2 separate regions of the Homo sapiens genome follow, and region 1 is linked to region 2. The links are chromatin contacts, found by Hi-C or POLR2A ChIA-PET in ENCODE. All regions are on one chromosome and are shown on one strand. Each heading gives the region's core, a stretch centred on a gene start or an enhancer-like site at or near the end of the contact. The rest is flanking DNA. Distances are from core to core; before and after follow the strand shown.

What was found. Hi-C counts contacts between places; a loop is a spot of excess contacts on that map. ChIA-PET counts read pairs that join two places held with the same protein, here RNA polymerase II (POLR2A). Pooled maps may share reads with other maps.
Region 1: a loop to region 2 is called in a map of PC-9, with 10 times the contacts of the local background. The contact joins two enhancer-like sites. A Hi-C loop is called at or near these places in 8 of 168 maps with a recorded cell type or tissue (B cell, CD8-positive, alpha-beta T cell, GM12878 and 4 more), 22 of 37 single-sample maps with no recorded cell type and 16 of 50 pooled maps. POLR2A ChIA-PET finds 5 or more read pairs at or near these places in 8 of 52 experiments (B cell, BJ, Caco-2 and 5 more).

The regions. Positions count from the first base shown.
Region 1 is chr4:78,664,860-78,670,631 of GRCh38, reverse strand. All of the region lies in intron 2 of LINC01094 (long intergenic non-protein coding RNA 1094), which reads right to left. Among named protein-coding and RNA genes, the nearest start is that of LINC01094, 22 kb to the right of the region's middle. Within about 2 kb of position 2,736, at least 2 of the 41 ENCODE cell types and tissues checked have a DNase peak (open chromatin) inside an H3K27ac peak, as active enhancers do; they include B cell, where a contact is called at or near this core.
Region 2 is chr4:78,606,910-78,612,196 of GRCh38, reverse strand. ANXA3 (annexin A3) reads right to left here. Exons shown (of 13, transcript NM_005139.3): 13 at 1,750-2,141. The coding sequence ends at 2,082. Among named protein-coding and RNA genes, the nearest start is that of LINC01094, 36 kb to the left of the region's middle. Within about 2 kb of position 1,541, at least 2 of the 41 ENCODE cell types and tissues checked have a DNase peak (open chromatin) inside an H3K27ac peak, as active enhancers do; they include B cell, where a contact is called at or near this core.

The sequences.
Region 1 (5,772 bases), core at 1,487-3,986, 57 kb before region 2:
TTTTTTTTGACACTGGGTAATTTATAAAGAAAAGAGGTTTAATTGGTCCATGGTTCCACAGGCTGTATGGGAAGCATGGCGGTATCTGCTCGGCTTCTGGGGAGGCCTCAGGAAAACTACAATCATGGCGGAAGGTGAAGGGGGAGCCAGCACTTCACATGGCCAGGAGCAGCAGGAAGTGGAAGAGGTGCTACACACTTTTAAACAGCCACATCTCATGAGAACTCACTATCTCCACAACAGCACCAAGAGGGATGGTGTTAAACCATGAGAAACCAGCCCCATGATCCAATCACCTCCTACCAAGCTCCATCTTCAACAATGGGAATTACAGTTCAACGTGAAATTTGAGCAAAGACACAGATTGAAACCATACCAGCCATAGATGGGTGCTGCACAGCCAGGGCTTTCCGTTTGGAGCTGCCCATTAAATACCCAGTTGCTGTGCCCATTCACTGGCAGGCCAATTAATACTTTCTAATATAATTTAATAAACCCTTAACTTTGTGAGTGGCCAAATGGCTACTACTACTCAGTTTTCAAGACTCAGTTCCAATATGCAGATAAAGTTGTGAAAGAATGGAGAAAACTGTTAAGATTAGTTATCTCTGGGAAAGGAGAGTAGGTAGGGGTGATCATGAGAGGGACTTTTCACTGTATAACCTCCTATGCTATTTGAATATCTCACAATATTAGTGTATTATTTTTATAATTGGATTTTCAAAAGTTAGAGAAATGGGGGTGCCGTCTTTGTTTTTTTTGGTTTAAAAATGACCTAAAATGTCTTGTAAAGAAGGCGCAAAAGCCATATGGGAAACAATAAGTAAAAATACCTTAAGTAGTTTTTAAAAATTATTGTCTTAAACATCATTGAGAGCTGTTGTCTCATTTAAAATGTACTCATTAACACGCCAAAGGATAAAATAAATAAGTAAATAAGGAGCATGTCGTATGTCCTTTGTAAATGCAAAGCAATTCTCTCATCCACCATTAGTGGGCCATCAGCCTTCCTCTTCAATTCCTACCTGACTGTGGGACATGTCCAGCCTTCTGAACTGGGTAGACCATGTTCTCCTGTTAGTCTTCCTACCACATGTACCCTGGTATCCTACCACAGTACCATATACTGTACTCTTCTTTTCAAATGTGAATCAGGTGTATGTGATCATTTGATTTTCATTATAACCCTGGAGAAATAATGAAAGACACCTATTACCTCTTTGCTGATGAGGAAAACCTCTGCAGTTTTTGATGGAGCTAGGATGAGGATCCTGGTCTCCTAACCAGGTAGGACATTTTCTCTGTTTCTCCCATGCTGCCTCATCTCTTAGATTGTTAGACCTGGACTCCCAAACCACCATGCACGCATTCCTTTTTTTTAAATGTGATTATTCTAGTGATACTGTAAACATAGCTCCCTAATTCTCTTCTAATGCTATTTCACAGCACTCTACTGTTTTCCTGATAACATAAAAAATTGAATATATATACATATATTCCAATAGAGTGTGTGTGTGTGTGTGTGTGTGTGTGTGTGATATTTTTTTCCCTAACCAGGCTATAAGCTCAATGAGGGCAAGGACTATATGTTGCCCATCATGACTCTATGCCTATTTAGTGCCTGGCATATTTGTTGAATGAATGAACAAACACTAGCTACTTTGTTAGTTCCTCCTGTTTCCGTTGCAGAATTATTAAAACTAATTTGAATGGAGAAGGAAATTGGTTGAGTCAGGTATCTAGGAGGTTCAGGAATCAGTTGGCTTCAATCATAGCTCTGTGGAGGTTAGACTACACTTCTTTTCTTCTTCTTACCCCTTCCACTCTTCCCCTTCTTTTTCCTCTTTCTTTCCTCCCCATTCTCCCTCTTTTCCTCTTCCTCCTCCTTCTCCTTTTGCTCCTCTGTCTCTGCCATTTTCTCCTTCTGCGGCTGGACCTGCTCCACCTCCTCCATGCAGGGTGGTGAAGATGGCACAGGGAAGCTCTGGGATCTCTTGCCCTAGCTTAGCATCCCAGGGGAAAGAAACATATCTATTTCAACATCACTATTTTAATTTCAGGAACAGATAATTTTAGGGTTGGCCAGGCCTGTGTCCTATGCTCCCAGTGTGGCTGGAAGGGGGGTAGGGTACAGTGATAGGCAGCCCCTCTGAAACCATGTGGAAGCAGGGAATAGTGGTTTCCCCAAGGAAGGAATGATGAAAATAACATATGTCTGCCATAAATATTTTCTTAGGGAATTTTATTAAGAAGTAAAGAAGAGGCTACTTTTAATATGAAGCAACTTCCTGTCTTTTTGAATTAAAGTTCCTTAGATGGAGCTAAATTATGACCTTTTGAATTGTTTGACTTAGATCATAAACTTTTACAAGATGAAGTACACTTTATTCTTCGAGTCTCAAGGTGTTAATAAGTCAAGTGCAGTAATAAAGAGAAGCCCACCTACAACCTTTTACATCTATCTGTTCAGCAAAGCAGAGGACAGCAAAACATAGTTGTTTTATTTTGGCTTCCAGCCACATAGGAACTTTAGAAATTTGTTTGCAGATAAACTGTTTCAATGTTGGAGAGGAACTGTACTGCTCAGTAACTACTATGGGATGCAGATCCCCATTTCATGGAGAAAAAGCTGCAAGCAGCGTGCTCATTTGCTGTGCATATGGAAAAACATAGAATGCTCACCATTCACATGACTGCTAAAGCATTGAAAGTACTGATATTTCTGTACCCTCTATTCTCAGAGGGGGAAGTGGGTTTTCAGTTTTGAGCATTCGTTGATTTGCCTAGGTTCCTATGTTTGAAAGTTGTCTTCTGGGAAAGAAGTAATAATAAAAAAAATTTTTGTTTTAAAAAAAGACCAAGCTTTTCTTATCCATTGCTGCTTCAGGGTACTTTACTTTTATATCCTTCCCACATTGGCGTGAACTGTCTGAGAATGCAACCGTTTTGTTGTTGCTGCTGTTGTTGTTGTTATTGTTAATTTTTAAACAAATATTTTTGTAGAGATGGGGTCTCACTCTGTTGTCCAGGCTGGTCTCTAACTTCTGGCCTCAAGCAATCTTCCCACCTCGGCCTCCCAAATTGCTGGTATTACAGGTGTGAGTCATTGGGCCTGGCCTGCATCATTTTTTAGAAATAGAGAATGAGTGTGACAAGTATTCTATTCAGTTGCCCAATAATGTAGTCAGATCAGATACTTAATTGCAGCTAGAAAGTATTAAGTGGGTTCTTTTTTTTTTGGTCACAGGTCTTTTTTTTATATATAAATTTGATCTTAAGTAGAAGAAATAGTGAACTTCTCTGCTTTTTAAAGTTATAAATATATATGAATAAGAAAATACTGACAGAAATGAAAACAACCTCACATCCTGTACTTCCTGACATCCTCTTTTAATTTTGTAAAGTTTCCTGTCATTATTTTCCAGTGTATTTATTTTTAAGGAAGTGTCTTTAGCAAGAAGAAAGAGACAAGCACTGCTTCCCTTCCCCATATCCCTCCCTCTCTCCCTCTCTCTCTCTCTCACACACACTCAGACACTCACATACATACACACACACGCCCCTCAGAGATTTAGCAATTTTGCAGTATTATTATTCTACGATTCAGCAACCATGACCCATTTCTAGGTGGACACATAGATTTGGGAAGCAGTGGAGTGAAGCTTCAGCACCAAAGGGAAAGCAAGAGGTACTAGGTCCTAGATCTCTACATTTATTCATGGTGAAGGTGTGATGAAATAAACATGTCGTAATATCATTAGTTATTGTTGTTAAGCTACCATTCATTGAGCTATTGCTAGGTATTATGTGCTAAATACTAAGTGTGCTGTCCTAAGTCCTAAGTACTTTACATGCACACACAGACACACACACACACACACACACACATACATTGCAGGTTTGTAATATGCCCACAATTTTTTAAATCAGCTTTGTTTCTTTTTCTTTTTCTTTTTTTAGAGACAAGGTCTCGCTCTGTTGCCCAGGCTGGAGTACAGTGGCACAATCATATCACTGCAGCCTCCACCTCCTGGGCTCAAGCAATCCTCCTGCCTTAGCCTCCTGAGTATCTGGGACTACAGACATGCACCACTGCACCTGGCTCCATGATTCTTAATATCAGAATTTCTTCTGTGGGTTAAGCCTGTGTTTTTGGTGGTCATGACCCATTAGTAAATTATGAAATTAATTTAATGAGTAGAGATAAATTCAATTCTATAACATCTTTGTGAGGTGCATTATATTAACCTCATCTGACAGATGAGGAACATCAGAGCTTGGAAGGTTAAGTAACTCACCCAAATTCACAGACCTTGTTAAATGTAAGATTGCATTTGGAGTCTTTCTGTCTCCAAAACCTTAACTACTAAAGCTATACTGTACCATTTAACATATCTCACAGTAATTCTGGGCATATCACACCACAACTATAACTACATATAGAAGAAAACCTACCTTCTAATATATCTTATAAAAGAGAAAATAGGGTTTGTAAATTAGCAACCAGCCTGTATTGTATTGAATATAGGCTTAAAAGTCTAATATGTATGTGCATATGTATGCATGTGTGTGTGTGTGTGTGCATGTGTGTGCGTATCAATTAGAGGGTGGGGAAAAACATTTATAGAACTCAGTACCATTAACAAAAACATTAAAATTCATTGGCATTCAAAATTCATGAAGGCCCTAGTCAATTTTTGGCTGTTATAGCAGAATACCAGAGATGGGTAATTTATTAAAAAAAGAAATTTATTCTGTTCATGGTTCTGAACGCCAGGAAGGCTGAGAGCATAGTACTGGCATCTGGCAGGAGTCATTCCATGGCAAAAGGATGGATGGCAGAAAGGGGCAGATGAAGCAGAAAGAAAAAGGGGGCCAGGCTCACCACAATTAACCCATTCCCATGATAACAACATTAGTCCATTCATGAGGACAAAGCCCTCATGACCTAATCACTTCTTAAAGGCCCCACCTCTTAATATTGTTACAATGGCAATTAAGTTTCCAACACATGAACTTTGGGAGACATGTTCTAACCATGGGGATGACTGACTTCTTAGGCAAGAGTTTCTTACTTTAAAAAAATGCATAATAATAATATTTTGTGTTTACACAATGCTTTCCAGTTTATACAGGGCTTTTCTAGATATCATGTGACTTTCAAACATGCTATGGACTTTATATGTGAGGCCTTCACATGGTACAGGCTGTAAAAGTGGTTCTAGCTGATAACAAGTAGTTATCAACAAGAAAGCTAACACATTTTTACCACAATCCATGTTATAAAAATGATTCTTATAGACAATCTGCCATTCCCAGCTCTTAAAGAAGTAGCATAGCTGCCAAATGAATAACCAAATAGATATATTTAATGGGCTCTAAAAAGTCAAACATAAAACCAATTAATGAATTGGCTCTGGGACTCAAATAGCTTTTGCAGGAAACATCTTTACTTTCAGAAATAATTATAATGGTGTTTCTTAAACACTTTTGCCATTTCAGAAAGATCCCCTGAAATTACTAGGAACACATCAGGTGTCAGCATTCATATATTCTCACTCACTCTTCATTTTTTTAGGGGAAACAATGTATCCAAATTGACACAGACAGAACTTCTTTTAGTTGGTGTTGGCTGTCATTTTATTCAGGTTTAAGTATGAGTCTAATTACCCTCAAAGGACTTTTTGACAAGTTTATCACACGACCACCAGAATTTCTGCTGTGGGTGAAGGAAGTGTTTTTGGTGGTCACAACAACTATCCATGACATCAA
Region 2 (5,287 bases), core at 292-2,791:
TTTTTGAGACGGGGTCTTGCTCTGTCACCCAGGCTGCAGTACGGTGGTGTGATCATAGCTTACTGCAGCCTCAAACTCCTGGGCTCAACTGATCATCCCACTTCAGTCTCTTGAGTAGCTGAGACTATAGGTGCACACTACCACACCCAGCTAATTTTTAAATTTTTCGTAGAGACAGAGTCTCCTGATGTTTCCTGGACTGGTCTCAAACCCCTGGGCTCAAGTGATCCTTCTGTCTCAGCCTCCCAACATGCTGGGATTAGAGGTGTGAGCCACTTTGCCCAGCCACAGATAAGTTTTAAAGTCCAGATGACCCGGATCTTAAGCCTTGGCTTTGCCACTGTGTAACCCTGGGCTGGATACCTAACCTGAGTCTCATTTTCCTCACTTGCAAAACAGGGGAAATATTGACACATGTAACCATGCTTTGTTTCAGAAAGTACTTAATACATAAGTGGTATAACAACTCTGAGGATGAATGAGATCTAAAATAAAGATTCACTGTATTAAATGCCTTTTATGTGCTGAGCACTGTTCTAATCTAAGCACTAGGCATTGAAAACTACAGTGGCCCTGGGATGGGATAAATTCTAAGGCAAAACAGTGGTTAAGAGCCTGGACACTGGAGTTGGACTACCTGGCTCTTACAGTGACAAGTTACTTAATTTCTCTAAGCTTCCATTTCCATTTCTATATCTGTGTTGGTATCTACATTGTAAGATGCCTTGAGGATTAACAAATTAAAATATACTACACTGTTTAACATAGTACCTAATACATAGTAAGCACTCTATGAGTATTAACATTGATTTATTGCTTCGTGATATACTTACTCACTAAATCACTTACACTAAAATCGTGAAGGCATACTTGACTGACACTTGGTAACTTTGAATACCATGTTTACTCAATTTTATCTCCCAAATATTTAAGTAGTTGTTTTCATTATCTCCTGCCATCATCTTAGTTATGACTGACATTTATAGTATTGATTACAGAACTAACTTGCCAAATGAGCTTCCTGACTCAAGCAATCCTCCCACCTCAGCCTCCCAAGTAGCTTGGACCACAGGCATGTGCCACCATGCCAGGCTAATTTTTGTATTTTTGGCAGAGACAGGGTCTCACTAGGTTGCCCAGGCTGGTCTCAAACTCCTGGGCTCAAGCAGTCCGCCTGCTAACCTCCCAAAGTGCTGAGATTACAGGCGTGAGCCACTGCACATGGCCAGTACGATCATTTCTATTCTGGTCCAGGAAAATAACTCTAACTGGAATTTTTTTCACTTTATCTATTTCATATCAGTCAAGGTATTTCATATTAGGTCCCACTCAAAGATGGCATGATGGATTCTTTAAATGCATAGTTTTGCCAACTCAAGAGAAAAGGAAACCTTAGAGGCTTGATTCTAAATGCCCATTCTGGGAAAGTAGTATTTAGCATGAAGCAACCATAATTCATGCTTGCCATTCAGACAGGAAGTGGTTAGATTAATCCTTCAGCAGATGTTTTCTGAAAGCTGAAATAACTTATCATGCATTACCACTCCTATAGCTTGATCACAACTACAAAGGGTAGGCCAGGGTCACATACATCTTCATCTTATTCCTTTCTTTCAAAAAAGTGTGATTAACAAGGTGATAAACTGAAGCAGTAACAGCTTCTATACAGAAACATGTTTTAAAATATTAGTTGTTGGCACCAGGCATCAAACAATGTTGGCAAGCTCTGAAAGCAAACAAAGAAATTACTTTTAACAAAAGCAACAATTTTTATTATCTTGCTTTATATTTAATGGAGTAGAACTATAAAGATTCTTAACTTTGAAAGCAGAAATATAAGTTGGATAGTAGTTGCAGATCTTTAATACCATTTTCAATTTCATTTATGAGCTGCTACATTATAAATGAGATGCTCTAAAATAATAATCGCTTTTGTTGTTGTTGTTATAGAACAATGAAAATTCCTGTTAGGAACACAAGTTGCTGTTTATATTTGCTTGTTCTCTTAAATAGTATGAGAAGAAGTAAGGTGGAGCTGTTGGGAAAGCCCATCGTGGACCTTTGGAGATTATCTTCTTGGTTCAGTCATCTCCACCACAGATTTTTAAGAGTGTGATTTCATAGTCTCCAGAAGTATCCGACTGCAAAGAATAAAATCAATGAAGAACAAATACAGTATAAATAATGGGAGACCATAAATGAATCAAATCCTATAGCACTAGGGAATTCACCTGGGTGTGAGACTCATGAGCTATACCATTTAGTAAAACATACCTGCAATTCCATCATTCATTCATACCTGAGTGTAATTACGTTCTGACCAGCATCTTCTTCACTGTAAGTAATATTTAGATTCTTCCTGATATACTGCAGTTAAATTTCAATTTTGGTTTAATAAAATAAGATTGCATCACTTACATAATATTGATTTCTATAAAAACTTCAAATTTTAGTTTTAATAATATTTATCGAACACTTGCTATTCAAAAGGCTTAATGTGTATTAACTACTTTAACCCTTTTAAAAGCTCTCTGCAATAGGTACTATACGTATCCCCCATTTAACAGATAAGTAAAATGAGAAAGACAGGTTAGGAAACTTGCCTCAAATCTTATCGAGAATAAGTGACAAAAGCAGGATTTGAATCCCTATATCCTGGCTCCTTAATACCCTGCTACACTGCCTAACTTAGGAAAGTGAAATGAACCACATTTTTAAAGAATATGTTTATCAGTTCCTTTTCCCAAGGCCAACCAAAAATAGACTGTTGTCCAGAAAAGATACTACGTGAGGTTGAGGCTTAAAGGGCAAAGATACCAAGTTTGTAACGCAAAAGACTTCACAGGAGGTAAAACTTGGCTTTCAACCTGGATTGTGTAAGATGCTCACATTATTTTTATTTTATTTGAGGTAACCCAACCAGTGAGCTCTTCTTATCACTTAAGTTTCACATTTGGAATGGCTGTTACTGGGGTGAATATTAGAGAAAGTGGTAATATAAAGGAAGTCTCAGAGAAGGCTCATTTAGTGAAGAAGTTAAGCATTACTTTCATAGTAAGACACAATAGGCCTTTATATATATTTTTCTGTTTTCTTTATTTCTTGTTCATTTGTCTGTTTCACAAAATATATGACAATATTCTTCGTTTTTATATAGATTTTAGTTCTTATGCTATTGGTTTTCCTGTCTTGCTCTGCAATAGCAGAGCTGACAAGTCAACAATGCTCCAGCTTTGTATTAAAAGAGCTCCTTCTAGACATCTCTGATCAGAGTTGTAAACAATTAGGCGTTCTACCAGTTAGTCAAGAAAATACATCCAAGTAACTCAAAGTATATTTACACCGCTAATGACTTACTTGACCTCTCCACATGTCTTACATGGCTCAAAGACATCTCAAACTCAATACATGTAAAACCAAACTCATAAACCTCCCCCCACTCCCCCAAAAGAAAAGGAAACAAACAAACAAACAAACAACCTAAAACCTGATCCTCTTGCAAGGAATGGCGCCACTGTCTGTTTTCCAAGTTAGGAACTTGAGTGTCATCCTTGCTATCTTCCTTTCCTCACACCAAGATATTATACCAAGTCCCTTAAGTTTCAACTCCTAAATATCTTTTGAGCCCTTCTTATTCTCCAGAATAAGAAGATCTTACAGGGATCTTTTCATGATCCTGATACTAACTCTTCAAGAGCTCATGCCCAGAACTCTTCAATGGCTTCCCCTTACTCTTAAGCTAAAGCCAAAATTCCTTAAACATTGCCAAAAAGGTCCTGCATGATCTGGCCCCCACATCCTCATTTTTCATTATGCTTCCTCCACCATGAGGCCTTTCCATTTGTCATTTCTTTTATTAGAATGTTCTACTGGCTCCCTTACCTCCATACATTTTGCCTTATTAATATCTACTTATTTTCCAGATCTGAATCATGACTTTCTCATAGAAGCCTTTCCTCTAAGTCAAGTCCTACTATTGTAGGATCTTTTAGCACAATGTCACTTTCCTTTACATTTAACATAGTTGTAATTCCATAAGGGCAGAAAATGTCTTCCCCCACCCTACCCCCTTTGCTTATAATTGTAACCCTGAGCCTAGCACATAATATGCATTTGATAATATTTTTAATTGAATGAGTGAATTCGCTGATCTCAAAGCTCTCTTTCAACTGAACTCATCTTGCTACTTGGATTTTATTTCTCAATATTCCCCAAGGTAGACCCTCTAATCAAACAAATGCCTTATTACTTCTTTCCCTCTTGCTTCTTCCCATATCTGTCTCTAGAGCATTTACTTTTAAGACCCTATTGATCTGGGGTCTTAAAGGTAAATGCTCCAGCAGAGCACCTGGCCCACAGGAGACACTCAACACATGCTTGTTGACCTGAAAGGCAGGCTCAAGACCCATTTCTCTAACCCCAAACTTCTTTTCTTCTCAATTCCGATAGTACTAGCTCTATATTCAACAATCTAGTATTTAATTGTCTGTTGTTTCAATTATTATCTTCTAATTGTTTCTTCATACCTACCTCAAGTCTCCACATAGATTATGAGTTGATTGTGAGTGGCTACTATATTTTCCCATAAAAAGCTTGGAATTGTGCTATTTATTAAATAAATACAGAATTTGTCTATGAAGGAAAACTACCAAAAAATATAATTTCATCTAAATTTTCCATAATATCTTCTTATAAAGTAGTAAGAGGTACACATTGGTTTTTCACCTCTGTTCTTCCTTGCCTTCTCCTTCCCACCGGTTACCCCCTGAGAAAGGTGTCAATGGACAAAGAAATGTCTAAACAATAGGTGGAAGGAAGAAAACAGGCAGGATGACAGGCTGAGATGATATGCAAAATGGAACTCTATCCCATGAATTTCAGAAACAACCATCTAAAAAGATCCTGTTCTTCAATAGCAAAAATGTAATGAGATTACTTAATAATATGTGTTAGGTGGTAGAAATAAAGAAATCTTGTACTATTTCAAACTGCAAACTGAAGTTTTCAGTGATGGATTTTTCTTTTCTATCAAACTACAAATAGTTTAAATGTTTTCTAATACAATAAGCCTCAATTACCCAGACCACTGGGGAACGGAGAGCCACTGGTTAATTTAATTTTCTGGTTTGCTGAGGGTGAACTGAAAGCCCTCTTTATGTCTCAACCTTGTTACTGACAATCTTTAGAAAATGTGTGAGTCTATTTTTCTGCCTTAGTAGCTACAACATGGTTAATGTTATTGAATCTTCCTCTGATGATTGAAACTATTGTGATGTGTCAGGACTGA